Regions from separate parts of the Homo sapiens genome. Here region 2 is linked to region 1. Evidence: chromatin loops called from intact Hi-C (ENCODE). Cell type or tissue: mammary epithelial cell. All regions are shown on one strand. Links, peaks and the distances in the headings refer to the core of each region. The heading gives the core; the rest is flanking DNA.

The links. A loop is a pair of places that touch in the nucleus more often than their neighbours do. Peaks named below come from ENCODE experiments on the same cell type or tissue, not always from the same donor. Only the 100,000 strongest peaks of a DNase experiment are listed, where the experiment ranks them.
Region 2: it touches region 1 in a loop (15-fold over the local background); 66 of 110 quality-filtered maps call a loop at or near these places.

The regions. Positions count from the first base shown.
Region 1 is chr4:99,455,649-99,471,381 of GRCh38, reverse strand. No RefSeq gene overlaps it. Among named protein-coding and RNA genes, the nearest start is that of ADH7, 28 kb to the right of the region's middle. In mammary epithelial cell, for the core only: a CTCF peak has its summit at 8,315 (motif pointing right); DNase peaks (open chromatin) are centred at 7,581, 8,321 and 12,171; H3K4me3 peaks cover 148 bases; H3K27ac peaks cover 2,628 bases.
Region 2 is chr4:99,106,749-99,122,481 of GRCh38, reverse strand. All of the region lies in intron 1 of LOC100507053 (a long non-coding RNA gene), which reads right to left. Among named protein-coding and RNA genes, the nearest start is that of ADH5, 26 kb to the right of the region's middle. In mammary epithelial cell, for the core only: a CTCF peak has its summit at 4,172 (motif pointing left); no DNase peak of the experiment used is centred there.

The DNA of each region.
Region 1 (15,733 bases), core at 4,655-12,654:
TGTTACAAGTCAGGCTTCCTTGTTGCTTAGCACATTTGAGAATACACAACTTAGTTTATACCACTTAGTATTTTACATTTACTTATTGCATTTTTCTTTGTTTTCTTGCATATAGAAAAGAATGCATGGAAAACAGGAGTAAAGGGAAGTGTTGAGAGTGGGATAGCAACTCATTAGGATTCTTGGAGTTCTCTCATAAAGTACTAGCAAAATGGTAGCATCTGTTCTTAACTGGTATTTTTAGGAGATTATCATTTAGAAAGCTTGCTTTTTGAAGAAAACTGGAATATGAAAAGTAAAGAGTTTGCTGGTCTTCTCTTTTGGTATAGGAAATTTAAATACCCTCATATACTAGTCTGGGCTGTCTTAAAGTGGAGAACAGAAAGGGAAAGAAGACAGCTCTTTCATTTGTCCTTTGTCTACAAGAATTTCTGCTTACAACATTTGGGGCCAAATTTTAAAGGCCCAAATAAATCTATCAAGAAATAAAACCCCCTAATACTACTGATTTTTGCAACTCTCAAGTCTGACACAAATTCATAACTTTATAAACTGCCTATGCTCCATTGGTAACTGGGCATTGTGTATGCTCAGTTGACTACCATGAATAGACAATCCCCCAAAAGAAGTGACACTGAACTAATGACTGAAGGTGCTGACCATTTCTGTCTCAACAGAAATTGCCTGAAGGGCCAAGGGCTTCTCAGTCAAGAAGTTATTTTTTTAAAAAAACACCCTTTTCAGGAAGATTGCATAAGTTAACTGGCTTTTTTTAGTGCAATAATGGAACCTAAGTGTTGTCCTCTTCTAAACAAAGGTAAATAGGTTCGGGTTAAAGATAACAATTCAGCTACCTTTTGTTGCCCTTTCTCATTTTTATGAGCCTTAGTCACATTTCGTACCCCCTTCCAGTTATTTCAAAGGAGAATAAAGGCTTTATAAGGAATGACAGTTACTAAATAGATTCTATGGATGCGTACTTTATTAGAATTGTTTAGCCTAATCATTAGAATGGAATCATTTAGAATCATTACATGTGTATCCTTGGTTAAAGGAGATGCAGTCAGTACAGATTTTTATGTGCATTTCTAGGAAATTCTTAGCCACATATTTCTGTTTTTTATGCATGGCAACCTCATAAGTAGACACCAAAAACTGAATCACAGTGGCTGGGTAAAATAAAATTTTTGCAGCTTCCTTCATGTAAATATAATGCCCAAAGGGAGAAAGTTACATCGACAGCTACTGCTACTCAACTGGTCTTCAACCTAAAAAAGAAAAATTGGAAACTGCTCTCCAAGCCCTTAGGGGAATCATAATTTTGACAATTCTAATACTAGTTTCTGACATTCCTATAAGAAATCTTTTCCTCTGTTGTCTAGAGATTGGTAGTACATCATATAAAGCTCTCAAGTTCCTTTCAAAGGAAAGTGTTATTTGAAAGATTTAATAATTTAAAAAGACAAATTGACCAGAAACATCACCTCCCTTTCCCAGTGGAATGGGGTCCACTCACTTTCTCAGCCTGCATTGCCTTTGGATGTCTGTGTCTTCTGATAATTTAGGTCAAATTCTTTCTAACTTGTACTGTGTTTGGCCTGGGTGAAGTTGGTCTCTTTATTATTATGGGTTGCAAAGCTACTGGTGCTTCCAGGATCATTGGTATTGACATCAACAGAAACAAATTTAAGAAGGCCATATCTCTGGGAGCTGCTGAATGTTATTAGTTCCAGGGATCTTGAGAAGCCTATCTGACACGTGCTCATTGAAATGAGTGACAACATAGTATTTGAAGTTACAGGCTTTGTTAAAACCAAGGTGTACTCCCCCCTGTAATTTTTAAGATTGCAGATTTTATGGTTGGGCAACCAATATGATTTGGCTGTGTCCCCCCACCCAAATCTCATCTTTAATTTTAGCTTCTATAATTCCATGTGTCATGGGACAGACCCAGTGGGAGGTAATTGAATCATGGTGGCAAGTCTTTCCTGGGCTGTTCTGGTGATAGTGAATAAGTGCCATGAGATCTGATGGTTTTATAAAGGGGAGTTCCCTGGCACAAGCTCTCTCTTTGCCTGGTGCCATATGAGATGTCTCTTTGCTTTTCCTTTGTCTTCCACCATGATGGTGAGGCCTTCCTAGCCATGTGGAACTGTGAGTCCATTAAACCTCTTTCCTTTATAAATTACCCAGTCTTTGGTATGTATTTATCAGCAGCATGAGAATGGAGTAATACAGCAACCCATCAGTTGCTGGGAATCTGGCTTTTAATAGCCTCTCAGAGTTGGGACGAGGCCTTTAAGATGATCTAATCCAGCCACTATGTAAGAGCAGGGAATCCCTTTCTTGCTGTTGCTACATTAACACTTCCAGTGAGGGGAAATGTCACACAAGAAAAGGCAGCCATTGCCCTTTCAGAAAAGTGGCAGTTTCTCATGTTCACCCTTTAGATAGCTCTCTCCTTCCTCAATGTATCCACAATCAGAAAGATAGGTTCTTTTAGTATCCCAGAATATAATTTGCCAGCATTCAAACCTACCACTTGCTATTTTACCATCATTTGACCTGTATTAGAATTTGTTTCTTAATGTTTAGTCTACCCATGATCGACCTATCAGAGTTTTCCTTACTGAAAAGATGTAAGAAAAATGACCTGAGTAATTCTGCTTTCTCTAGCTACTCTTTTCTCTTCCTTTTTCCTTGTTTGAGACATAGCATTATAACATTAACCACATTAAAAGCCTCCTTATTTGCCCTTAACTTTTTTTTAAAAAAAGAAAGTCTCAAGTCATTCTTTTGGTCTTTAGTTTTGAGACACTGTTCTTATAGGTCCCGAGACTCTATTTTATTATCCTGGATAGCAGGGCTCTCCTTTAATTTGTTGTTCTCTTCTTTGAGAAGTCTGTTTTAAGAGCTCTAGTGCAGCCATGTTGGAATCGTTACATGTGTATCCCTATTCTTCCTCACAGAGATCATTTGCAGAATCCATTGTCAGAGTTTCATCCTTTAAATATTCCTCCCCTTTGAAACAACTTATTGTCTTGAGTACATAGCCATGGGCTCTAACCTATTTTTCCTAAACTTTAAAAAATTTGGCCTTTACAAAGCTTAAATATAAGTCTGATTCTTCTTAATGTTGCTTCCTTGATGATTAGGAAGGAAATCATCTAAGATGACATGGTCATTTCCATCCTTCATCTTACTACCAAATAACGTTCCCTATTTGCATAGAGTTCAGTCAGGAAAAAGAGTTCTTTTCATTGCTCTTTGAGTTGGTTGGAAAATGCAGCTGTCAGCAAACAAAGGCAAAATGAGACTTCCAGCACATATTCAGTTAGTCTCCAGCACTGCTATTCATCACTGAGCCTTATCTCTATGGTTTATTTTGCCTTTTGATTCTTTGTTGAAGTGCTATCCTCTGCACTTAAACTCAGTTATTGAAACTTCGTAGGGATCTTCTAGGTGCACAGAACATTTATTTTTATTTGTAAGTAATTTTCTCACAAAAGGGGGTTATTTTAATGGACAGATTGTGATAAAAAGAGATTATTTTAACTAATGGGAGGAGAGTGGTTTTGCCAGGGATTGCTAAGCAGGAGCAAATCTGACTCCATAATTAAATGCTGTCTTTATATGAAAAAGTCTCTCTTTTTCATTCTCTGACCTTAAACAAGTTGACTGCCCTGAAATCCTGCAATAAGAATTATGGAAAATGTATGATTAATGGAATAGTTCCTTTTGGAACACACTTCATTTGATCCAGTGCTGCTCTTTTTTGGAAAAATAAATAGAAAGGCTCTCTGGAGGTTAAGGCACTAAGAAGACAATAATTTCTAGTATAAATGTGAACATAGCCATACATAATTGATGTCTTTCCAAAACCCAGATTGCTATTTTACCTGATGAAAAGTATTTTTAAGAAGTTTAAAAAACAAAACTAACAAAACACAAAACAGTAAAATGTGAAGGAAAGATTTTAGCTGCTGTGAGTACCATTCATCTTCACGCCTGGCTGCAATCGATGTCAAGAGAATTCCTCACCAACTCCCATCTGCAGGATGTGTCAACACAGTGGTTTAAGCAGCCTCCACTACCACACCTCCAAGAATTAAAATAAAGGGAAATAACCCATCAGCAGTCCAAGAATTAACATAAAATCAAGGCTTAAAACATTTTGGTGGGGTGAATTGTTTGAAGGTTAACACACAGACAAACACACACACACACACACACACACACACACACATTTTGGCTGTCTTAAAAATAAAAGAGAAAAGCAAAAGTGGGTACACGTTCACATATAGTTTCCAAATCTCTTCTAGTCAGAGGATTCTCTTCTAGACTTCATCATAATTTTCTTTCAGCCACTAAAGGTTTTATAATCATTTTTCAATAGCCAGGACACCCAAGGGTATTTAATCATCAACAGATACAACATGTTCCTATAAATGGAAGAGAGAAAATTCCTTAAAATAAAGGGTACTATATATATTCTATACCTTATGGGAAAAGGCCTGAAAGAAAATTCTCCAAAATGTTAAATGTGTTTTTTCTGATTTCTTTTCTTTTCTTTCTTTTTTTTTTTTTTAAGACAGGGTCTTGAGACCAAGCTGGTCTGAAGCTCCTGGGCTCAAGTGATCCTCCCGTCTTGGCCAACCAAAGTGCTGAGATTACAGATGTGAACCACAGTGGCCAGCCTAAATGTGGTTTTTCTGGGCATAAAGAGGACGGCTAATTTGATTGATTTATTTTAGTCTTTATTTTCTAACTCTTCTCCATGAGTATATTATTGTTTTTTAAAAATTTATTTTTAAACTGGACAGCAAAAACTTTTGTTTCTTTAATTTTTATTCCTTTCTTATTCATTTTTTAGTTGTAAAAGTAATATAAGAATAAATTTTCATTATAAAAATTTAAATCACATAAATGTAGAGAATATAGAAACTATAGAGGCATAGGGTCCAATGAGGTAGCCACTAGCCATATGTGGCTATTAAACACTTGAAATATGGCTAGTTCCAATTAAGTTGTGCTATACATGTAATGGAAAATATTTGATTCATACTTTTTGATTTAATTACATGTTGAAATAATATTTTGGGATATACCTGGTTAGATTAAATATGTTACTGAGATTAATTTCACCTGTTCCTTTTTGCTTTTTATAATGCAATAACTAGAAAATTAAAGATTAAATATAAAATTCACCAGTAAAATTAAATATATAGTCAAATTCAGAATATGCCAATACTGTTATGGTGCTTTGTACATCTCTAGTATAAAGATTAAAAGTCAAAACAGCCAAAAATAACTACACAGGGGGATTTATTCCTGGTATGCAAGGCTGGTTTAATATATGGAAATCAATCAATGCGATACATCACATTAACAGACTGAAGGACAAAAATCAAATGATCATATCAATTGATGCAGATACAGCATTTGACAAAGTTCGAGATTTTTCTTGATAAAAACTCTTAACAGTTTAGACATAAAAGGAAACTTCCTCAACTTAAAGGTCATCTATAAAAACTCCCAGCTAACATCCTAATCAATGGGGGAAAACTAATTAATTGTTCTTGATAATACTTTTAAACAAGAAGAAGAAATAAAAGGTACCCAATTTGGAAGTGAAGAAGTAAAATTATCTCTATTTTCAGATGACATGATCCTATATGTAGAAAACCCCAAAGGCTCCACCAGAAAACCGTTAATATAATAAATGAATTTAGTAAAGTTGCAAGATATAAAATCAACATACAAAATTTGTGACATTCTATATACAAATAATGACCTAGCTGAAAAAAAAATCCCATTTACAATAGCATCAAAAAATAAAATAAAATATTTAAAAATAAATTTAACCAAGATGGTGAAAGACCTCTACAAGGCAAACTATAAAACAGTTAAAGAAATTGAAAAGAATACAAACAACTGTAAATACATCCCATGTTCACAGATCAGCAGAATTAACATTGTTCAAATGACCATACTACTCAAAGCAATCTACAGATTCAATACGATTCCTACCAAAATACCAATGACATTCTTCACAGAAATAGAAAAAAATTATAAAATTTCTATAGAACTACAAAACCCTCAATAGCCAAAGCAATCCTGAGCAAAAGAAAGAAACCTGCAGGTATCACAAGATCTGACCTCAAAATATACTACAAAGCTATAGCAACCCAAATAGCATGATACAGGCATAAAAACAGACACATAGACCAATAGAACAGAACATAGAGCCCAGAAATAAATAAATCCAAATATGTATGGTCAATTAATTTTCAACAAGGGCACCAAGAAAACACAACGAGGAAGGGATAGTTTCTTCAACAAATGGTGCTGAGAAACTGGATTTAGTCCCAAAAATAAATAAATGGGACTATATCAAACTGAAAGGCTTCTGCACAGCAAAGGAAAGAACCAACAAAATGAAAATGCAATCTACAGATTGGGGAAAAAATACTTGTAAACCATATACCAGATAGGAGGTTAATATTCAAAGTTTATAAATAGCTCATACAAACATATATAACCCGGTTTTAAAATGGGCAAAGGACTTGATGTAGACATTTGTCAAAAAGCACATAAAAATAGCTAATGGATACATTAAAAGGTACTCAACATCCCTAATAATTAGAAAAAAAACAAATCAAGCCTGGGCGCAGTGGCTCACCCCTATAATCCTAGCACTCTGGGAGGCTGAGGCGGGCAGATCACTTGAGGTCAAGGGTTTGAGAGCAGCCTGGCCAACATGGCGAAACCCTGTCTCTACTAAAAATACAAAAAATTATTAGCTGGGCGTGGTGGCAAATGCCTGCAATCCCAGCTACCTGGGAGGTTGAGGCAGGAGAATCGCTTGAACCCAGGAGATGGAGGGTGCAGTGAGCCCTGATCGCGCCACTGCACTCCAGCCTGGGTGACAGAGTGAGACTCCGTCTCAAAAAAAAAAAACAAATCAAAATTACTGTGAAATACATCTTTACACATCTTAGGATAGCTATTATCAAAAAGAGAAGCAACAGAATGTGTGGGTGAGGGTGTGGAGAAAAGGGAACCCTTGTACACTGTTGATGGGAATGTAGATTGGTGCAGCCATTATGGACAACAATAAGGAAGTTCCTAAAGAAATTACAAATAAAGCTACCATATAACCCAGCCATCCCTCTTCTCTTGGCTTGCTGGCTTACTGTGTATTTCTCAACTCTGCCTCTATTTTCACATGGTCTTCTCCATCTCTCTGTGTTATCTCCTTTGTGTGTCCTAAAAGGATACAGGGTGTTGGATTTAGGGCTTACCAAGATAATATAGAATGATCAAGAGATCCTTAACCTAATTAACATCTGTAAAAATCATTTTCCCAAATAAAGTCACATTTATAGGTCCCAGAGAATTAGTATATGAACATTTTTTGGGTGTCCACCATTCAACCCAGTAGAAGGTGACTGTAGGATCATGGTTCTTTTAAACAAAGTAATGTGGCAGGGGAATTGAAACCCAAAAACACGTGAGCAAGTTCACCAGTGTCGCACAGAAGCCAGTGGCAGAACTGGTTCCATGTTTAGAAAAAATGGGAGAAGTGGTGCATCATCAGCCTGAGAATGTTGACAGATTCTCAAAATTCACACATATGAATGAGCTCTTTGTTTCTCATTTTTCTGCTCCCTCAGCTGAATAAAAAGGACAGACAGTGGAAATGTTTCCTGAGCTCCTTTAGGGAATCTTAGGATGAGTGACATTACTTTGGATTACCAAAGTAATGCAAAGTATTATGCATTTACTTTTTCCAGTCAGTGGGTCTAATTACTATCAGCTGTTATCAAGCAATATCTTAGGTTTATTTCTGTTAGAACTCAAAATGGAGCACTTCTGAATACATAGTTCTTCTGGCTCTGAGAAGAGATATTTCAATTCATTGAGAGAAGTGCTGTAATTTAAGTGTTGATAAAAGAAGTTTAAAGAGCATTCTCTGCCATTTGCATATCCATATTAGATATTTCACAGATACTGAATAGTTAAAATGATAGTTGGTTTATGATTTAAAAAAAGCTTTTAAGGAAAAATTACTGTAGGGTGTGACAAGAGAAAAGACAGCAAAAAGGCACTGGAATGCCTACTTTTAAAAATAGCTGATTATGTACTATCTAAACTTGTCAAAAGAATATATCTATATCAGGGTGGCTTTCTGGAGTGGGAAGAGAAATTCAAGATTCTTTTCAAACCGATGTTAATCTAAGTCTACCTATATATTCTCTTCTAACATCTTGTTTCCAGTCACAGGGTTTAAGTGCTATATTCACCACTAGGTGGTGGTAACACACCAGGCACAGACTTCACGGTGCCCAGTCAGCTAGGGAAGAGGTGGAACACAAGATTGGAGGCAAGAAAGGCTGTGGCCATTTACCTCCCTAAACTAAAAACCCTTAGAAGGTAAAAGTAAAGGCTACTATATAGCCCTTTCGATAAGACATTATTGATAAGTTGGAACATTCTGCAATACGTTACTTCCACTGACATAATTGACATTTTGCATCCTACCTCAATAATTGACATTCTGCAACCTACCTCAATAATTGACATTCTGCAACCTACCTCAATAGTCTTCCATTTTTTCTTCACTAAAGTTAAGCTATAAATACTTATAATAATACATCCCAAGATAAGCAGAATTAACAATTAAAATAATCCCTACAAAAATGCTTTACAAACTCACAAGTGCCAGAGAAATATGGAATATGCTTGGCCCTTAAATTTTTATTCAAGGATGAGAATATTTAGAAGAGTCCTTCTCGCTCTGGGAATACCAAAGGATCACTTGGGGACTTTTTGCAGCAGATTCTCCAGATATTTAGGTGGGATTTACCCTCTGTGATAGTTCAATAAATATTTACTGAGTGAATGAGTGACTTAATGAATGAATACATAAGACAAGTGTGGAGTTGGTGAAATGAAAGGCACTGACTTAGAGATAGACTCTTATGGCTGGACAGTAGGCTGTGGGAAAGGAGGGCAAGGGAAGAGGGGGAGACACAAAGAATCTCCAGTCAGTGACAGGCACTGTCCTTCCAGAAAAGTTGGAATTTGGGCAGTTGCAGTAACCCTGAAGCACCTGGATGTTAACAGACCATGTGCAGAAGTCAGCAGTTTGAGAGTTTCCCTCTGAGAATACTGAGTTTGTTAATATCTGGTACCAGGGCTTTATTCCAAGTTGAAGAGGCGTCTCCTACTTCTAATCTGTGGCTGGTAACCCTGCCTCAAGGATAAATATTATCCTCCTAACCCTAGGATTTTCTAAGTATTTGCTTTCTCTGAAGATATGTTGGTCCTCTCTGGCTATGGACTAGAGGAAACCTACAGGGCATAGCCCAGGACCACCTCTGTCCAGGACAGTACCAATGACCCTTGGAATAAAGAGTTTTGGCTCTTAACCCAAACATCAGAAGCACCTGAGGAGCTTTGCAAAATCGTGTAGGCTCTGAAGTCCAGCCAACAGTTTATGTTTGAAAAACCTTCCCTGGTGATTGATAAAGACCCAGGGTTGAGAAAAATAACTAGAACCAGGCCTCAAAGACTTGCTCTAGGGCCAGAGGGCACTGACCGCTCCACCAATGCCCTGTCACCCTGTTCCCTGTCATGTTGGGTTTATACAATACTGAGTTTTCAGTAGCTTGACCAGTACCAGAAATGTTACAGTATTAAAGGCAAATTTGACAGCCCAGCTGCTCATTTATGGTCGCCTGGGGGGACATCCTTTTCTTTTTCCTAGAATAATAATATTAATAGCTAATTGAATGATCACAATGTTCTACACTCCATTAAGCAATTTACATGCATTTATTCCATTTAACCCCCACAATCATCCTACGAGGCAGGAACTTTTATTACCCATATTTTACAGGTGAGAAAATTGAGGCTTATAAAGAAGTTGTGGATGGACCACTTAGTTTGGAAGGTGGCAGAGTCATGACCAGAACCAACTTGCGTTTGAAACCAAAGCTTCTGTTCCTCCAGAGCACATATTTCTGTTATCTATGGAGGCAAGCTTCATGAAATAATCTGACTGATAATATCTATAGGTTATTGAAACAAAATCCAATGCAGTCTGGAAGGAATAATAGTAGAAAATGTAACAATCATTGTGTCATTTCTGGCTTTAGTAGGAAATAAATAGGTGGTGTCATCAAGGTGAGTTATTGCAAAGAGTTTAAGAGATTATTTATAAACCTATGGATAGCATTTTGTAAAAGCAACCAGAAAGGGTCTAGGACCCTGGAGCTGGTATGTGTGGGAGCAGGAGAGGAAGCACTTGCTGGAAGCTGGAGAGAGGCAGGGCTGTATGAAGAGGGCCTCAGGACAGAGATTCATTGGATAGAGGGAGCCAGCCAAGAGGTGTCTGGGGAATAAATACCCCAACCTGATTCTGCCTCATTCTGTCCCTGCACTCTGTTTCCCAACCTCCAACTGACACCTCCCTTGGCCAAAATGCAGCCAAGGGGCAAGAAAGCCCTGGACTAGTCCACCTGAGTCAGTTAGCCCACCCAGTTACAGAGCAGGATGGATGGGGGACCAGGGAAAGGAAGTTGGTGCTGTCCAGAAGACTTACATTGACTTAAAATATATCTTTAGGGCCGGGCACGGTGGCTCATACCTGTAATCCCAGCACTTTGGGAGGCCGAGGGAGGTGAATCACTTGAGGTCAGGTGTTCAAGACTAGCCTGGCCAACATAGTGAAACCCCGTCTTTACTAAAAATACAAAAATTACCCAGGCATGGTGGCATGCACCTGTAATCCCAACTACTTGGGAGGCTGAGGCAGAAGAATCACTTGAACCCAGGAGATAAAGGTTGCAGTGAGCTGAGATCGAGCCACTGCACTCCAGCCTGGGTGAAAGAGTGCAACCCTGTCTCAAAAAAAGTGCATATATATATATATTATATATCATATATATACAGATATATATCAGAATATATATATCTATATATCAGAATATATATTCTATATATAATCTTTAGGTACTTTGGTTGAAAAATGAAAGGTATTACCCTCCAAAATAATGATTAGCAATCACAAATAAAACTGTCCTAGTAAGTACCTATTACAGTGTGCACTTTAACTTCATTATGTTATTCTACATTTATAATACCTCTTTAAGACATGCCTTATTTACTGGGTCTCTGAAAAATGCAGTACCTTTTTCAAGGTACATAGTTAGTACCTGGTCAAGCTTAGATTCTAACTCCAAAACCTGTTTTCTTTTCACCATGAAACACTGAAAATGAACCAAACTGAAAATGACTAAGCAAATAATTTTATCTAGAAAGACCTAAAAGAGTAAGAAGAAAAAATATAGTTAATATTTTTAGATAAATCATTTTTATAACATGATAATTCAAAGTATTAAAAACATTGATGTTTCTCAGTCTTCTCTCATTTTTCTCTTTAAAAGGAACTACTCCAATATGATAGTGCACTCAAAATAAGTTAATAATTGGCCTGTCTTGCTGAATCAATTTAGACTTACCTAATTTGTTTTGTTGACTTTCACTCCTCCACTGGGGTGGATGGAGAAAGCTACATTTACACAGGGCTATGTTTTAACATAAACTGAGGTGGGGTTCCTGAAGCTGGGCTCTCCAAAGGAACAGAATAGGCAGCATATAGTGCAACCATGGTATGACTGCCTCAGACTGACTCGATGCCTTTCTCAAAGTCCCAATAATAGAATCAATCTTTAGCTGGCACATTTCCTAGCGTGGTGCCATTTTAATCCATGAGCCCAAATTCGTTGGTCAGATGGGTTGGCGAGCTCTCTCCTCACACGGAGCAAAACAAGAACAGAAGGAGGGATATAAGTCAGGGGAGAGGATATAAGAAAGACCTGGATCTCAAAACATTTCAAGGAGGGAGCTCTACTTTTGAGACCCTGTGTTGTGTGAGGCAATCTAGCGGGCAGACAAGGCAGAAACCAAGGAAACAGGAGATTCATGACTAAACATGCATAATTATATATGGCACTAGCCACAGGCAAGAGTCATTCTGTGAGCTCACCTGTTCCCAAGCCCATCCCAGATTCCAGTGCTCTTGCCTCTGAATTAATACAATACTCCTTGTTTGATTAATTAATGTTAGCTGCTTATCGTCTTACGAAACTTTTCATAGGACAATGTCTTATGTTTTCTGCCCTACTGTAATGTGTCTTTTATGTTGCACATACTACAATGTTGCGCCACTGTTAGGATAATCGGTAGCTAAATGAATGAGTGGAATGAAGGAATGATAGTTAAGAATCTTTGCAGACTAGGGCAGAGACAGGAAGGTGTTGGGGGAGTCTGAAACAGGAATCAGGTTTCACCTCACAGCGTTCCTTAGGAATGATTGTTCATTCAGACAACTCCAATTTCCTGGTTTTCTTCTTTTGGTTAAAATGTGTACACCTCTTCTCTCAGAGTCTGTTCCCTGGAAGCAGCTCATCTTCCTCGGCGGCTGTCCTTTACCCCAAGGCTGTCCTCACCTCCTGTGCTCCTCGGCCATGCCAAGAGTCTCCAGGCCTCTGCTCCTTTATTTTTCCAGCTGTGGGGGGAAATTACCTTTTGTGAAAAGTAATACATAGAAACAAATAAGAAACAGTAAAATCATTTAATATATTGATTATTTCTTCTTGTGATGACTTACTGGATTAGAAAAAGAAATACAATGTATACTTTATTTCCAAGAAAAAGTTTCTGCATTTAAATATCCTAAGAATTCGAGTCCGTACAGGATTTGGAATCCAGATTTGTGACTGTTATAGAAGAGAAGGTTACATACGTGGTTTTCAAAATTGCTTTAGCCATAAAATTCTTACCATTCTTCCCTTGTGCTGTCCCTGAGGGAATCAATAAAGAACATGTGAAATCTGTTTCTAGATGATTGGAAAAGGTAGAACTCCAGACAGTGCCAGTTAGTGGGGTGCTAAGTTAGTTGGCTATCAGGCTGAGGAGATATGGAATCACTGGCTGTTAGATTTAAGTCAGTATTATGATACACATTGGTGGGGGATAATCTATTAATAGTTAGAAATATTGGTCTTGATAAAGTCTGGATTCAGATTCCACTGCTGCTTAGCTGTGTGATATTGGATTAGTTACTTAACCTCGCAACCCTTCAATTTACTTATCTGTGATATGGGAATACTAATATCAACCACTTCATAAAGTTATTTCATAAAAATGAAACGATATAATGCATGTAAAGCTCTTAGCCCTGCATCTGGCACATGGTAAACATTCAATAAATATTAGCTAACATTTGTGTAATCATATCTCTTAACAGCTTGAATTGATTTTCATTTATGCATAGTGCAGAAAGCTTATTGTCCAATACAACTCCAAACTACTTTTGATGACTTTAGTTGAAGTCCACCAGGGAGACACCTGAAATCAAAGAAAGATTTGGGTTTATTTGCTTGTTGTAACAAGAGACAACATGCCTTTGGGAACTGTAAGGTATCTCATAAGAGGATGCCAGAAAGAAGTTATTATAAGAGTTGTGCTTGTGTTAGATGAGTCTGCAAAGGGTTTAAGGAAGTGGAGCTTTGCCTGGGATTGGATGCTGTCAGGAAGCAGGGGCAATTCTATGATTGGGCATTTTAATAGCATTTATCAAGAAGGCAAGAGTAATAAAGTGGAAATGAACCTGTAATTGGTAAAGAAGCAGCAGTTACTCATTTAACCAGATACTGTAGTTATCTTTTCTGTGCAGCAAATTATCCCAAAACTTAGCAGCTTAAAACAACCACCAGTTAGTTGTCTCTCACTCTTTCTAAGGATCAGATATCCAGGAAAGGATTAGCTGCGTAGTTCTGGCTCAAGGCGTTTCTTGAGGTCTCACTGAAGCTGTCAGCTGGAGCTGCAGTCCTAGAAGACTGGGGCCAAAGTTGAGCTTCCAACACTTTCAAGTGGCTGTCGGCAGGAGGCTCCAGTTCCTCTCTATAGGGCTGCTCTGACATGGCTTACCCCATTGTGAGGAAGAAGAGAGCGCAGAAGGAATAAGGTCCAATGAGTTTTATGATGGAGTCTTAGAACTACACATTGTCACCTCCACCTGATTCTATTCATTAGAATCAAGTCACTAAGTCCAGCCACCCAACAGGAGGGGAAGCTCTACCTCCTGAGGGGAGGAGGATTCAAAAACTGCAGACATTTTTTTCACACTTCCACATTAGGGAAGTATGATGTTTTGTCACTTTTGTGATTTGAACAATGATCATGTATGTAGACATATGTGTATGCATGCTCTGACATGATTACAGAGTGGCCATGTTTTTCTTAATCCATTATGGTCACACAGCAGATTTGTGTAATGTTGGTATTTGGGAAGTTATTTATGTTTAACAAAGAACATCTGAACTTGCTGTGAGTGTCAGATCAACTCCTGGATATCAGGGACTGATTTATTTCTCCTTACTGTCCATAATAATTTCAACATTAAGGACTGTTGCCCTAGACACAATGATATGGCTCGCAGACCATTTTCCATGTATTTCTTTTCTACTCGAGTAACAGAATCTGAGCTTTATTTGGCATACATCTCAAGGCAAGTATCCCCTTCCCTGCTGCTAGTCTAGGTTTCACAGGTGACCTAGTTCTGGTGAAAAGTGGTAAAGGGACATCGCCAGGATGCTTTTTGGGAAAGATTGCTTTCCATGAAAGAAGGAGGCATGTGAATGGGAATGTCCTATTTAGTACTTTTCTGGATTTTTGTGTTTGTGTGAGGATGAGATGTTTGCAACTGCAGGCGCCATCTTGCTAGAATGAGAGGAAGGACAAAAGCCAGCCCAAGGTCCTGACATCACTAGGGCCCTAGACCAAGGCCAGCAATCACCAAACTCTAAACTTCTGGCTAGTTTGGATTTTTTTAAACACACACACACACACACACACACACCATTTTATTTAAAGTATTTCTGTTCCTTGGAAGAAAAATTTCTAACTGTCATAAAGAATCTCCTCAAGATAAATTTGATTGTTTCCTTTAGGAATTTTGTATAAAACAAAGAGAATAAAAATTGTTTCTATGAAGAAACAGGAAAGCTGCCACTTTGTACAAGGCACAGTATAACAGAATTACCTATGTACTTTGGGTGTTCTCATCATATTCCTACATAATCCCTGTATGGTATTAAAACATTCCCTTTTCACAAATGTTTAAACTGAGATCTAGATGGGGTTAGTAACTTATTATGGTCAGCTGCTAAGTATCAGAGCCAGAATTCCAACTAAAATCTATTAGACTCCATACCCCAAATTTGCTTGCTAGCACTGGCCTGATTTAAAGCAGCATGTGATTAAAGTAATATTCTAGTTGTCTGTCTGATAAATGACATTGGCTAGTATTCCTTCATAACATCTCTCATCTCTAGTGGAGAAATTGATAAGGAAATATGAGAAGACCAAAACTAGAGGAGCAGTTCAGCTTATAGAAATGCTAAGGGAATTCAAAGGGACTTGAAAAACAGATAAGCTTTAAAATATGAAAAATGCTACTTTTTAATCAAAAGTGACATTACAATTTTAGAGACTAAAACATGATGTTCAAGAAAATGTCTTTCATTGAAAGAATACAAAAATGTAGACTGGTAGTTCTTCATAGAGTATGTTTTTGCTGAGAACAAATTAGCCTAGATTTTATCTTTACTCTTCTTTTTGGAAAGTAGAGTTATTTGGGGACAAAAGATTATTGATATAA
Region 2 (15,733 bases), core at 863-8,862, 350 kb after region 1:
CTTTTTCTCTGCAACCTCACCAGCATCTGTTGTTCCTTGACTTTTTAATAATCACCATTCTGACTGGCATAAGATGGTATCTCATTGTGGTTTGGGTTTGCATTTCTCTAATGATCAGTGATCTTTCATAATTTTTACAACACATAATGTTGAGCTTAATGATCTGCAATTGGCACTAATTAATACTATTGATCTGTAACTGGCACTAATTAATGCTATTTTCAATAGTCAATTAAAAGTTACAAAAATTGATGTACTTATAAAATAATGTAGTAAGTAAACTTTTATAGTTATAAGATTTAACAGATAAAAAGATGTATACAAAAATAGCAAAATGGAAGGTTTCAAGTTATTATACTCGAGATGTTACAATGAACAGTTTAAAAGGACAACATAGAACCTAAATGCCCATCAGTGATAGACTGGATAAAGAAAATGTGGTACATATACACCGTGGGATACTATGCAGTCATAAAAAGGAATGAGATCATGTCCTTTGCAGGGACATGGATGGAGCTGGAAGCCATTAACCTCAGCAAATAACGCAGGAACAGAAAAACAATCATCACATGTACTCACTTATAAGTGGGAGCTGAACTATGAGAATACATGGACACATCATGGGGAACAACACACACTGGGGCCTGTCTGGGGGGCAGGAGGGAGAGCATCAGGAAGAATAGCTAATGGATGCTGGTCTTAATACCTAAGTGATGTGTTGATCTGTGCAGCAAACCATCATGGCACACGTTTACCTATGTAACAAACCTGCACATCCTGCACACGTACCCCAGAACTTAAAAGTTGAAGGAAAAAAAAAAGGATCAGATAATAATTTAGATCAGAGTAATAAAGACTAGCTTTCACCTTGGACCAGAACTTAAAATAAAAGTTGAAGGAAAAAAAACAGGTAAGATACATAATAATTTAGATCAGAGTAATAAAGACTAGCTTTCATCTTGGAGCAATTTCTGAAACCTATCAGTTTTCTTTAAAATGATTTACCACGTATTGAATTCTGAGAGAAGATAAACATCTTTGAAAGTTTTGGCTGAAAGGATAGTAATTAATATCTCAAAGTAGAAACTTATATTCTTGCTTATTTAAGATTCTCTCTCATTAGAAATGGAAGCCAGACACTTTATCTGTAAATGCTTTCTTTGTTGGCATTGTGGGACTAAAATGCACCCCACAGGTTGTTGGCCTTTCTCATGCAATTCCCTATATCAGTTCTTTTCTCTCTCCTCATCCCTTTCCTCCTTTCCTTTGCTTCAGTGAATCCTTTCTAGATTCCATTTCAGACCCACCTCTTTTTCAGATCTTTGCAGCCACAAAGCTGTTCTCACTCCCTGATCTCCTTTGATGCTCGGTGTTTTTAATCAAAATCCTATCACACGCCGTTTCCATTGCTAGTTTTTCAAGTACATGTTTGTAAAATCCCTGAAGGCAGAACGATCTTTGAATCCATCCCTCTATCAGAGATGGTCGATAAATATACGTTGCTTGATAACAAAATTCTATCCTCGTGTGTGAATAGTTCATATTCACCCTTTTGAATGGAATTTTTCCAAAACATTTTCTATATTTCCTTTTTTTCCTAATTAGATAATCCCAAATCTAATCTTAACAACTCAGAATAGTCATTATTGAAATGGGAGAGTTCCCTGATCCCCCTCACAGGATGTGCAACAGGGGTGTGACTCGCCTGTTCAGTCACCATTGCTCAAACCCCTGACAAGAATGCGAGCATGCAGACTGGCAGGTGCAGGAGTCAGGGCGAGTGCTTCGGGCTCCGGCCCCACAGTAGTGTCCAGGGGTGGGTGCCTGCAGCCCCAGTGTTACAAGGTTCTTTTAGCCTTGCTGTCCACAGACAACATAACTGTTAACCAGCTCAATGGACCCTCTGCTTTTTTGCAAGGGCAGAGGGCCAGTGTGACAACTTTCTGTATCCCAAGCTCTTGCCCAGCATCCAGGAAGAATTAGGTTGCACACAGACTTGAAGGATGAATGCAGGGTTTTATTGAGTGGTGAAGGTGGCTCTCAGCAGGATGGATGGGGAGCTGGAAGTGGGGATGGAGTAGGAAGATTTTCTTCCCCTAGAGTTTGGCCATCCAGAGGCCAAACTCCTCTCCCACCGCCCCCAGCCTAACTCCTCTTGGTGTTTAGATGTTCCTCCTCTTCTCTCTTTCTCTGCCACATCATTCTGCCATTCATCTGCTTGTTTCCTCATCTCCTCATCTGTTCATCTGCTTCTAGAGCCTGAGGTTCAGAGTTCATATGGGTACCAGATGGGGGGCATAGCAGGTCAAAAGGCAACTTTCAGGGCACAAAAACAGAAATGCCCATTCCCACTTAGGGCTGAGGGTCTCCAGACTTGAGGGTGGGGCCTTTGCTGGGGAACCACCCTCTTCTATCCAGTATTTCCCTGTCTCTTGTCCATATTATTATGATCATTAATTTTTATGCTAAATTGTGATTCAGTAGTCTCAGTCTCTCTCTACTGCCCCCCACCCTCTGAGCAATCACTGCTGCAGTAAATGTCCCTGTCTCTATCAGTCTTCTAATTTTCATACCTAGTTCTGCGATTCAAAAAAAAATTCTGATTATCCTTGGCAGAGCTGTTAGAATTGTATATAAAATCAATGAGACTGAGCAAAGTGGCTTACATCTGTAATCCCAGCACTTTGGGAGGCTGAGGCAGGACAATGGCATAAGCTCTGATGTTTGAGACCAGCCTGGGGAACATAGCAAGACTTTGTCTCTACTAAAAATAAAAGTAAAAATGAAAAATAGCTGGGCATGTCAGTGTGTGCTTGTAGTCTTAGCCACTTGGGAGGCTGAGGTGGAAAGAGGATCACTTGAGCCCAGGAGATCGAGGCTGCAGTGAGCTGTGATTGCACCACTGCACTCCAGCCTGGGCGACAGAGCAAGACCCTGTCTCAGAAGCAAAAATAAAACTGAGAAACCCCAGAGTGAGATGCATGGAGTTTAAGGCTTCACCTCCATCATTCCTTCAGCAACAGAGGCTTTTTTTCTCCTCCATGCACCCAGTTGAAATTCCTAGTAATGTATAGTATAATTTTTGTTTTGTTTTGTTTGTTGTCGTTGTTACTGTTTAAGACAGAGTCTCTGTCACCCAAGTTGGAGGGCAGTGGCACGATCTCTGCTCACTGCAATCTCCACTTCCCAGGCTCAAGTGATTCTCCTGCCTCAGGCTCCCAAGTAGCTGGAATTACAGGCCGTGTGCCACCACCCCCAGCTAATTTTGGTATTTTTAGTAAAGATGGGTTTCTGCCATGTTGCCAAGGCTGGTCTCGAACTCCTGGCCTCAGGTGATCTGCCCGCCTTGGCCTCCCAAAATGCTGGGAGTACAGGCATGAGCCACTGCACCTGGCCAATAGTATAATTTTTCAAAATGCACATCAAATGCCTAAGTTGCTCAAATATATCTCTTTCAAAATGAGGAATGAATGCTGAATCTCTATATGATACTCCAGAGAAAACAAAAATCATACATCAATGATGCCATTGGCAATATGTAGAAAACCTCCAGTTAAGAACTATGCTTCAAAGGCATTTTTAAAAGTTTGTAAACTACTGACAGTTGTCCACTTTTCCTGAGTATTCTCATTCATTCTTCACTTAAAGAATATTGCTTTTTGAAAGAGTAGGGGCAACAAAAATTAAAATATTTCAAAGGAGTCAAGCCAGTGAAATAAAACTGGAATGGAACTTGACCCCTCCAAAGGAAAAAATCAAAAGTGGTAATTTAAAGGTTTGATGGAAGATCTACCTTCCCGTGTTCTAAACACTTCATTAGAATTACCGCTCCCCCTCCCACAATGCTCTGGACCAAACATTGAAAATCTGTCCAAGGCATATAAGCCATGGACCTTCAGTATGTTAAAGATTATTAAACTTTCAGGAAAAAAATTATATTGTTCAGTATAATAAGATACATGGGTCTATGTAAAAAAAAAACTTATTTTTTGGTCTGAAATTATTACAAACACTTAAGAACACCAGTTAATACGGTGCACAGTAGTTGAATTTCGAAGGCAATACAATCACAGTATATTACTCCGAGAAGAAAAAATTATGCAGTTTTAAGATATATTTACAATGCCTTCAAACATTGCTTTTCAAATGCTACTACAAATGCTACTATAGTGCCCTCTGGTGTTTTGTTTTGTTTTGTTTTGTTTTGTTTCGGTTTTTTTTTTTTACGTTTTTCCATCTGCTAAATCTTATTTTCTTTGAGAAAAAGAATTTGCAAAGAGATAAAATAGCATCTTTCACTTATATCGTAGTTGACATTTAAGTATTTTCATACATATTATTTCATCTGAAGAGCTTCTTGAGGGCAGGACTATTTTCATATTCTTTGAGAGGCTTGCAGAGAGCAGGCCTCCAGCAATGCACCTTGTGAAGCAAGCAAGAACTTCACTGAATGAATCCTGTATTACAGGGAAAACAGGCAGTATTTTTCTTACTGGTTTATGAGAATCATAGCACCTGCAAGCTGAACATTATCTTAAGGATGAATGGGAACAGTAGGAAAATGTCTTTGTTCTTAGGGGATACTTGCTGAAGAAGATAGCGGTGAATTTCATGAGTTTTGCAACTTCCTTTCAAATGGTTCATCAAAAAAAATGTGTGATCGGGGAGTCAAGATGGCCGAATAGGAACAGCTCCAGTCTACAGCTCCCAGCATGAGCGACGCAGAAGATGAGTGATTTCTGCATTTCCATATGAGGTACCGGGTTCATCTCACTAGGGAGTGCCAGACAGTGGGCGCAGGACAGTGGGTGCAGCGCACCGCACGCGAGCCGAAGCAGGGCGAGGCATTGCCTCACTCCGGAAGCACAAGGGGTCAGGGAGTTCCCTTTCCTAGTCAAAGAAAGGGGTGACAGACGGCACCTAGAAAATCGGGTCACTCCCACCCCAACAACGCGCTTTTCCGACGGGCTTAAAAAATGTCGCACCAGGAGATTATATCCCGCACCTGGCTTGGAGGGTCCTATGCCCACGGAGTCTCGCTGATTGCTAGCACAGCAGTCTAAGATCAAACTGCAAGGCCGCAGTGAGGCTGGGGGAGGGGCGCCCGCCATTGCCCAGGATTGCTTACGTAAACAAAGCAGCCGGGAAGCTCGAACTGGGTGGAGCCCACCACAGCTCAGGGAGGCCTGCCTGCCTCTGTAGGCTCCACCTCTGGGGGCAGGGAACAGACAAACAAAAAGACAGCAGTAAGCTCTGCACACTTAAAATGTCCCTGTCTGACAGCTTTGAAGAGAGCAGTGGTTCTCCCAGCATGCAGCTGGAGATCTGAGAAAGGGCAGACTGCCTCCTCAAGTGGGTCCCTGACCTCTGACCCCCGAGCAGCCTAACTGGGAGGCACCCCCCAGTAGGGGCAGACTAAAACCTCACATGGCCGGGTACTCCTCTGAGACAAAACTTCCAGAGGAACGATCAGACAGCAGCATTCACGGTTCATGAAAATCCGCTGTTCTGCAGCCATCGCTGCTGGCACCCAGGCAAACAGGGTCTGGAGTGGACCTCTAGCAAATTCCAACAGACCTGCAGCTGAGGGTCCTGTCTGTTAGAAGGAAAACTAACAAACAGAAAGGACATCCACACCAAAAACTCATCTGTACATCACCATCATCAAAGACCAAAAGTAGATAAAACCACAAACATGGGGAAAAAACAGAGCAGAAAAACTGGAAACTCTAAAAAGCAGAGCACCTCTCCTCCTCCAAAGGAACACAGCTCCTTACCAGCAACAGAACAAAGCTAGATGGAGAATGACTTCGGTGAATTGAGAGAAGAAGGCTTCAGACGATCAAACCACTCTGAGCTACAGGAGGAAATTCAAACCAAAGGCAAAGAAGTTGAAAACATTGAAAAAAATTTAGATGAATGTATAACTAGAATAACCAATACAGAGAAGTGCTTAAAGGAGCTAACGGAGCTGAAAGCCAAGGCTCGAGTACTACATGAAGAATGCAGAAGCCTCAGGAGCCGATGCGATCAACTGGAAGAAAGGGTATCAGTGATGGAAGATCAAATGAATGAAATGAAGTGAGAAGGGAAGTTTAGAGAAAAAAGAATAAAAAGAAATGAACAAAGCCTCCAAGAAATATGGGACTATGTGAAAAGACCAAATCTACGTCTCATTGGTGTACCTGAAAGTGATGGGGAGAATGGAACCAAGTTGGAAAACACTCTGCAGGATATTATCCAGGAGAATTTCCCCAATCTAGCAAGGCAGGCCAACATTCAGATTCAGGAAATACAGAGAATGCCACAAAGATACTCCTCGAGAAGAGCAACTCCAAGACACATAATTGTCAGATTCACCAAAGTTAAAATGAAGGAAAAAATATTAAGGGCAGCCAGAGAGAAAGGTCAGGTTACCCACAAAGGGAAGCCCATCAGACTAACAGCGGATCTCTCGGCAGAAATTCTACAAGCCAGAAGAGAGTGGGGGCCAATATTCAACATTCTTAAAGAAAAGAATTTTCAACCCAGAATTTCATATCCAGCCAAACTAAGTTTCATAAGTGAAGGAGAAATAAAATACTTTACGGACAAGCAAATGCTGAGAGATTTTGTCACCACCAGGCCTGCCCTAAAAGAGCTCCTGAAGGAAGCACTAAACATGGAAAGGAACAGCCAGTACCAGCCACTGCAAAATCATGCCAAATTGTAAAGACCATCGATGCTAGGAAGAAATTGCATCAACTAACGAGCAAAAAAACCAGCTAACATCATAATGACAGGATCAAATTCACACATAACAATATTAACTTTAAATGTAAATGGACTAAATGCTCCAATTAAAAGACACAGACTGGCAAATTGGATAAAGAGTCAAGACCCATCACCGTGCTGTATTCAGGAAACCCATCTCACGTGCAGAGACACACATAGGCTCAAAATAAAAGGATGGAGGAAGATCTACCAAGCAAATGGAAAACAAAAAAAGGCAGGGGTTGCAATCCTAGTCTCTGATAAAACAGACTTTAAATCAACAAAGATCAAAAGAGACAAAGAAGGCCATTACATAATGGTAAAGGGATCAATTCAACAAGAACAGCTAACTATCCTAAATCTATATGCACCCAATACAGGAGCACCCAGATTCATAAAGCAAGTCCTTAGAGACCTACAGAGAGACTTACACTCCCACACAATAATAATGGGATACTTTAACACCCCACTGTCAACATTAGACAGATCAACGAGACAGAAAGTTAACAAGGATACTCAGGAATTGAACTCAGCTCTGCACCAAGCAGACCTAATAGACATCTACAGAACTCTCCACCCCAAATCAACAGAATATACATTCTTCTCAGCACCACACCACACCTATTCCAAAATTGACCACATAGTTGGAAGTAAAGCTCTCCTCAGCAAATGTAAAAGAACACAAATTATAACAAACTGTCTCTCAGACCACAGGGCAATCAAACTAGAACTGAGGATTAAGAAACTCACTCAAAACTGCTCAACTACATGGAAACTGAACAACCTGCTCCTGAATGACTACTGGGTACATAACAAAATGAAGGCAGAAATAAAGATGTTCTTTGAAACCAACGAGAACAAAGACACAACATACCAGAATCTCTGGGACACATTCAAAGCAGTGTGTAGAGGGAAATTTATAGCACTAAATGCCCACAAGAGAAAGCAGGAAAGATCCAAAATTGACACCCTAACATCACATTTAAAAGAACTAGAAAAGCAAGAGCAAACACATTCAAAAGCTAGCAGAAGGCAAGAAATAACAAAAATCAGAGCAGAACTGAAGGAAATAGAGACACAAAAAACCCTTCAAAAAATTAATGAATCCAGGAGCTGGTTTTTTGAAAAGATCAACAAAATTGATAGACCACTAGCAAGACTAATAAAGAAGAAAAGAGAGAAGAATCAAATAGACGCACTAAAAAATGATAAAGGGGATATCACCACCAATCCCACAGAAATACAAACGACCATCAGAGAATACTACAAACACCTCTACGCAAATAAACTAGAAAATCTAGAAGAAATGGATAAATTCCTCGACACATACACCCTCCCAAGACTAAACCAGGAAGAAGTTGACTCTCTGAATAGACCAATAACAGGATCTGAAATTGTGGCAATAATCAATAGCTTACCAACCAAAAAGAGTCCAGGACCAGATGGATTCACAGCCGAATTCTACGAGAGGTACAAGAAGGAACTGGTACCATTCCTTCTGAAACTATTCCAATCAATAGAAAAAGAGGGAATCCTCCCTAACTCATTTTATGAGGCCAGCATCATCCTGATACCAAAGCCTGGCAGAGACACAAACAAAAAAAAAGAGAATTTTAGACCAATATCCTTGATGAACATTGATGCAAAAAAATATGTGTGTGTGTGTGTGTGTGTGAGAGAGAGAGAGAGAGAGAGAAAGTAAGTGTGGCAAAAAATATTGGTACACCTAGGTGAAGGACATAGAGATGTTTATTGTACTATTTTTCAGATTTTGAAATCTTGAAATTTTTCAAAGTAAAAAGTTGGGTGAAGAAACATGGATGGTTTCCAACTCCAAATGCAATAAAGAAATCACTTTTTAAAATATGTCTGGCAGGTCAGCTAACCTTGGGCTTAACACATACACAGGCCAATTTCTTCCTTATGGCTAAATCTAAGCTCTGCCTTCCTAGTTCTGCTCTCTGGAGTATCACAGAGTAAGCCTAGTCCCTCGGAGAGTTGAAGACAATTGGCATGCCTCTCCCCTACTCTTCCCACTACCACCAAGTCCTCTTTATTCCTAATTAAATGTCTCTAAGTATAACTTAAACTCAATATTCTACATACAGTCTGAATAACATCCTTATTTGGAAAAATATGCCAGTAAATGCAGTCTCTATGTATTCTCTTGCCAGCCATCTCCTATTGTTGACAAATATTGAGCTTTATAAAATTCCTAAATATATCCACTCTGAAATGCTATTAAACCAGACTGCTCTTATTATATAACTTTATTTTTTAATTTTTTTCTTTCATACCTCTTAGGCACTATTATTCTATAACTTTAAACCCAAGGATAGGCCAGGCACGGTGGCTCACACCTGTAATCCCAGCACTTTGGGAGGCGGAGGTGGGCAGATCACAAAGTCAGGAGATCGAGACCATCCTGGCTAACACGGTGAAAACCTGTCTCTACTAAAAATACAAAAAATTAGCCGGGTGTGGTGGCGGGCGCCTGTAGTCCCAGCTGCTCAGGAGGCTGAGGCAGGAGAATGGAGTGAACTTGGGAGGCGGAGCTTGCAGTGAACTGAGATCCCGCCACTGCACTCCAGCCTGGGTGACAGAGTGAGACTCCATCTCAAAATAAAATAAAATAAAATAAAAAACCCAAGGATAGACCATTTATCTTCTCTGAAGTTTCAAGTTCTTTTTGAAAGAAATTATAGGTAAACAAGGTACTTAATAATATAGAAGAAAAACAATATCATCCTATGTTTTGGTATTAAATAACTTTTTATCACTTTCTCCATTTCTGACAATAAAATTATCTTCTATAGACCTGCTTATAATATAGCTAATAAAATTTCAGAAGCTGGCCTTAAAAATAAATCTTTATAATTAACCAAAGAAGTCTGAGAAAAAGGATGTCCCTTCTCCTTGCATCTATGAAAAGAGAAATACAATTCTGCATCATTAACTATTTCAAAAAATCTGATTTGATTAGGTAATAAATTAAGAATGTTCCAAAAAATATCCATTTGTTCTCAGCAATATGGAGCTGTGTGAATATTCATAACTGTTACTAGAACACCTTCTGTTCCTTACTAAAAAGAAATCCATTCTCTGTAAATGTTATTTGAACCAAAATGTCTTATAAGACTCTAAAGTGTTAGAAAGTGTTGCTTTGTCCTATGAAAATAACCTCCAAAAAGAATCTGTAATTCTGATTGTCTTACTGACAAGGTTTTGACCTGGGAAGAATGTTGTAGGAATACATCTCTGTATTTCTAAGCAGTATTTTAGTTTTTCTGCTTAGTTAAAAGAAAGTCATTAGCATTTTCCTTTCCCCCTACATGCATAATGGAGTAATTTAAAGCTTATGCCTTAATTTTTTAAATCTCAGAGTCTGAGTCTATGTTTAATTTATATTAATAAATTCATGGATGATAGTAGAAGTAGAAGCATGACAGAGCCAGAAAACAATTCTATATCCAGAGTAAGTGTTGGTCCCAGTGAGAACAAATTTCTGCCTCCTCCATGATGAAAGAGATCAAATGTGACCAACCTGTCCCATAGAAACTGTCTACTCCCCTTGAGTTATTATACCATACTGGGGACCCAGGGTTGGTGGTGCTACTTCTCAATCTGGTATTCAGCAGTGGCTGAGCTAGAACAGCCTTGACAAGAAAGTATCTATGATGTTGGGTCCATGCTTATATCCACGGCCACTACGTTTACAAGCCCACTGAGCAAGCAGTTGGATGCCCTGCTCAACAACATCCCCAAGGTGGTCATCTTGTTCACCTAATTATTGACAATGTCCTTCAAAATCAGACCTTTTGGTGAGAAGCACATGGAACATAATTTTCCTCACTCAGTGACCATTACAAAAGGTCCATCACACCGCTACTCCAGATTTCCTTGTTACCAATCTTACAATCATATTCCTTCAAAGTCCCTGATCATCTGACCAAATCATAAATTACTACCCATAAGTCAATGTAGATCTTTACTTCAGGTGATTTCATTCCTGTCCAAGAGGGCTCACAGAAATATAATGCTTGAAGTTCTATACCCCAGCAAGATTTTTCCAAGTCTGCCACTATCAACTACCAGGATATTGTGCAGAGCATTTCTAAACCAAGCTATAATTCTCTTCCTGCTCTTTGAACTGCTTATAGGAAATTCCCCCAAGGAGAGGAAGTGAAGGAAGAGTGTGAGTTAACTCTTCCTTCACTTCCTCTCCCAGCACCTTTGGGACCTGCTGGGATCCAGTTTATATATATATGTGTGTGTGTGTGTGTGTGTGTGTGTGTGTGTGTGTGTGTGTGTGTAGTGTATATATATACATATATATACATATATACCTATGTATATATATACGTATATATACATATATACATGTGTATATATACACATATATACCTATGTATATATACGTATATATACATAGGTATATATATACATATATATGTGTATATATATATACGTATATATACAAATATACACAGAGAGAGAGAGAGAGAGAGAGCCCACTCAGATAGCACAGATATATCACTTCCACTTGATAATAGTATTCTCCTGGGCATGTCCAGCCTTATAATTCTGTGGATCAGGTAATACCCAGTTCACAGTGAGAAACTCAGGTAGCACAATCACCTAGTGTGTCTCATAGCCAGGCATTTAATCACAACAGGACTGAAACAAGCATTACTTTGCTCTAAAACTCGAGGTTCTCCATCATGCTTCTATTATTGGACCTTCCCACAGGTTACATTCAACACCTGCCACAGACACTTAAAAACCATTCATTCCCGCCGGGCACGGTGGCTCACACCTGTAACCCCAGCAATTTGGGAGACCGAGGCAGGCAGATCACCTGAGGTCAGGAGTTCAAGACCAGCCTAACCAACATGGAGAAACCTCGTCTCTACTAAAAATACAAAATTAGCCAGGCATGGTGGCGCATGCCTATAATCTCAGCTACTCGGGAGGCTGAGGCAGGAGAATCGCTTGAACCCGGGAGGCAGAGGTTGTGGTGAGCTGAGCTGAGGTAGTGCCATTGCACTCCAGCTTGGGCAACAAGAGCAAAACTTCGTTGCAAAAAAAAAAAAAAAAGAAAAAAGAAAAGAAAAGAAAACCATTTATTCCATAAAAGGAAGGCATCAGAGTTGTTCTTGTGACAATTTAGGCCAGCTAAAGAGACTTCTTCTGCTCTAAGCTCTGCTCAAAGCTGGAAGTCTTTTAAGTTACATTATAAATAGGTGAGAACTCCCCCAAAAGGAGGCTCCCTACACTGATTGCCTATTCATCAGCCATTCCTCATTTCTCCCTTAGAAAGAGAACCCCAATTCTGTTCAAGAAACAGGCAATAATGAGCTCAGGGAAGATGGGACTCTCCCAGTGCTCCAGGAGATGATCCATGATTAGTCTAATTCTATTCCCATTGGTAGTGACTGATTTGGAATGAACATGTGACTCAGTTCTGGTGAATGAGACATAAAAGGAAGTCTGCTGGAGGACTTTTGGGAGCCATTTCCCTCTTTATTAAAAAAAAGCAGGGGAAGGAGTAGGGAAGGGTGAAAAGAAGACTCTTCCCTTCCTGCCCTTGGATGCTGTCATGTAAAAACATGACAGGCCAGAGTTGCAGCAGCTGTCTTGCAACCATGATGGGAAAGACAAGAAAATGGCAGAGAAGCAATCTAGGGCCCTGGCATCACTGAAAAGGAGAATTTATCAACATCCTCTAGACTTTTGGTTGTGTGAGATAATAAATCTTCATTTTTGGGGGGACAACCCCCTTTGGGTCCCCTCCCATTGTATGGGAGCTCTGTTTTCACTCTATTAAATCTTGCAACTGCACACTCTTCTGGTTCGTATTTGTTATGGCTCGAGCTGAGCTTTCACTTGCCGTCCACCACTGTTTGCTGCCATCACAGACCCGCTGTTGACTTCCACCACTCCAGATCCAGCAGGGTGTCCGCTGTGCCCCTGATCCAGTGAGGCATCCATTGCCACTCCCAATCAGGCTAAAGTCTCGCCATTGTTCCTGCGCAGCTAAGTGCCCAGGTTCGTCCTAATAGAGCTGAACACTAGTCGCTGGGTTCCACGGTTCTCTTCCGTGACCCACGGCTTCTAATAGAGTTATAACACTCACCGCATGGCCCAAGGTTCCATTCCTTGGAATCCATGAGGCCAAGAACCCCAGGTCAGAGAACAAAAGGTTTGCTGCCATCTTGGGAGTGGCTCACCACCATCTTGGGAGTGGCCCACCACCATCTTGGGAGTTCTATGAACAAAGATCCACCCGTAATATTCGGTGGCCCGTACGGGGATTCTTCAAAGCGGTGAGTAATAATTTGCTCGCCATTCTGTCCTATCCTTCCTTAGAATTGGAGGAAAATACCAGGCACCTGTCAGCCAGTTAAAAACAATTAGCATGGCCACTGGACTTAAGACTCAGGTGTGAGGCTTCCTGGGAAAAGGCTTTCTAACAAGCCCCAACCCTTCTGGGTTGGGAGCATTGGTCTACCTAGAACCAGCTTTTGCTTTCACAATTTTCCTGGGGAAGCTGAGGGTTGACTAGAGGCAGAAAGCTGTTGTCCCAAACCCCCAGCATTGGATGGTCGAGATTATGGTGCAGCCAGAAGTCTCTACTCAACAGTCGCCCATGCGTGTGCCCCTACCTCTCCTTCTGACCCATACCTCCTGGGTCCCAACCACAACTTTCTTGAAAGTGTAGCCCCAAAATTCTTCTTACTTCTGAATCTACTTCCTCTGATCCCTGCCTCCTAGATACTAATGCTTCAGACTTTCACTTCCTCTCCCAAGTATTAGAGCAAGTTGTATCTCTAAAGGGATCTAAGGAAGCTCTACGCTGTGTCCTTGGGCACCTAGGCTATGAATCCAGGGAGTTTTATCCCTGGTGTTCCTCCCAATTTAGGCATGCAGCTCTCGACATGGGCAGTTATGTGGGACCCGTTCCCCACCACCCTTGCCAGGGCCTTAGAACTGATAACCCAGTACTTTAACAACTGGAACTGGGTCTACAACATAATATATCAAGATGAAAATGAATTGAGTAAATTAAAGGGAGGCACATATTCCTATAGCGGCAAATGGGGGCAACAAGTGAACGACCCTCCACTGTGTTTCCAAAATCCACCTACAGAGACAGAGAGGAGAGAGACAGAGAGAGACAGAGAGGTGGGGGTGGTGGGTAAGAGAGGCAGAGAGAGAAAGAAAGAGAAAGACAGAAGTAGTAAAGAAAAAACAGTGTGCCCTATTCCTTTAAAAGCCAGAGTAAATTTAAAACCTATAATTGATAATTGAAGGTCTTCTCTGTGACCCTATAACACTCGATACTACCTTGTTGTCAGTGTAAACAAGGGCGTAGCCTGAAAACACTGAGACCACTAACAACTCGTAGCCTTCCTATCAAAAATCTTTAACCCAGTAACCTGCGGATGGCCCAAATGCATTCAATCTGTAGTGGCAACTGTTTTGCTAACAGAAGAAAGTAGAAAAATAACTTTTAGAGAAAACCTCATTGTGAACACACCTCACCAGTTCAGAACTATCCTAAGTCAAAAAAAAAAAAAAAAAAACAAAGCCAAAAGGTAGCTTACTAACTCAAAAATCTTAAAGTGTAGGACTATTCTGTTAGAAAAAGATGATTTAACATTAACCACTGAAATTTCCCTTAACCCAGCAGATTTCCTAAAAAGGGATTTAAATCTTAATTACCATACGAAGGTCCCACCAGACCTAGGAGGAACTCCCTTCAGAACAGGACAATAGATGGTTCCTCCCAGGTGATGGAGAAAAAAAACCACAATGGGTATTCAGTAATTGATAGGGAAACTCTTGTAGAAGCAGAGTTAGAAAAATTGCCTAATAATTGGTCTGCTCAAACGTATGAGCCCTTTGCACTCAGCCAAGCCTTAAAGTACTTACAGAATCAAAAAACTCCATCTCAATCCTGACTCAAAGGTTACCTACACCCTCTCTGAAATGAATTTGCATAAGAACTGTTGTTTATGGGAATGCATCTTGATGGGGCAACTGGGTTGTTATGAAATACTCAGGAACCCAGCCTAGCTCTAGGACTCACCCCTGAGCACAAAGGCAATGTTGGGCACACTGGTAAAGGACCACTAGAATCCAGCAGCCTGGACCCCTTTCTTTGTGGTCAAGAAAGGCGGGAAAAGGGGTGCAGGACTGCTACATCAGTGAATGTTAACTAATCCGATAAGCAGATGTCCATGGGTGGTTATGCACCCTGGAAAGGAATAAGCATTAGGACCATAGAGGACGCTGTAGGACTAAGGCTCATCAGAAAATGACTAGGGGTGCTGGCATCCCTATGTTCTTTTTTCAGATGGGAAATGTTCCCCCCAAGGCAAAAAAGCTCCTAAGATATATTCTGGAGAATTTGGCCCAGTCAGAGTGCACGTAACTCTTTCCCTCTCAGACTTGAAACAAATTAAAATAGACCTAGGTAAATTCTCAGATAACCCTGATGGCTACATTGATGTTTTACAAGGGTTAGGACAATCCTTTGATCTGTCATGGAGAGATATAATGTTACTGCTAGATCAGACACTAACCCCAAATGAGAGAAGTGCCACCATAACTGCAGCCCAAGAGTTTGGCAATCTCTGGTATCTCAGTCAGGTCAATGATAGGATGACAACAGAGGAAAGGGAATGATTCCCCACAGGCCAGGAGGCAGTTCCCAGTGTAGACTCTCACTGGGACGCTGAATTAGAACATGGAAATTGGTGCCACAGACATTTGCTAACTTGCATGCTAGAAGGACTAAGGAAAACTAGGAAGGAGCCTATAAATCATTCAATGATGTCCACTATAACACAGGGAAAGGAAGAAAATCTTACTGCTTTTCTGGAGAGACTAAGGGAGGCATTGAGGAAGCATATCTCTCCGTCACCTGACTCTACTGAAGGCCAACTAATCTTAAAGGATAAGTTATCACTCAGTC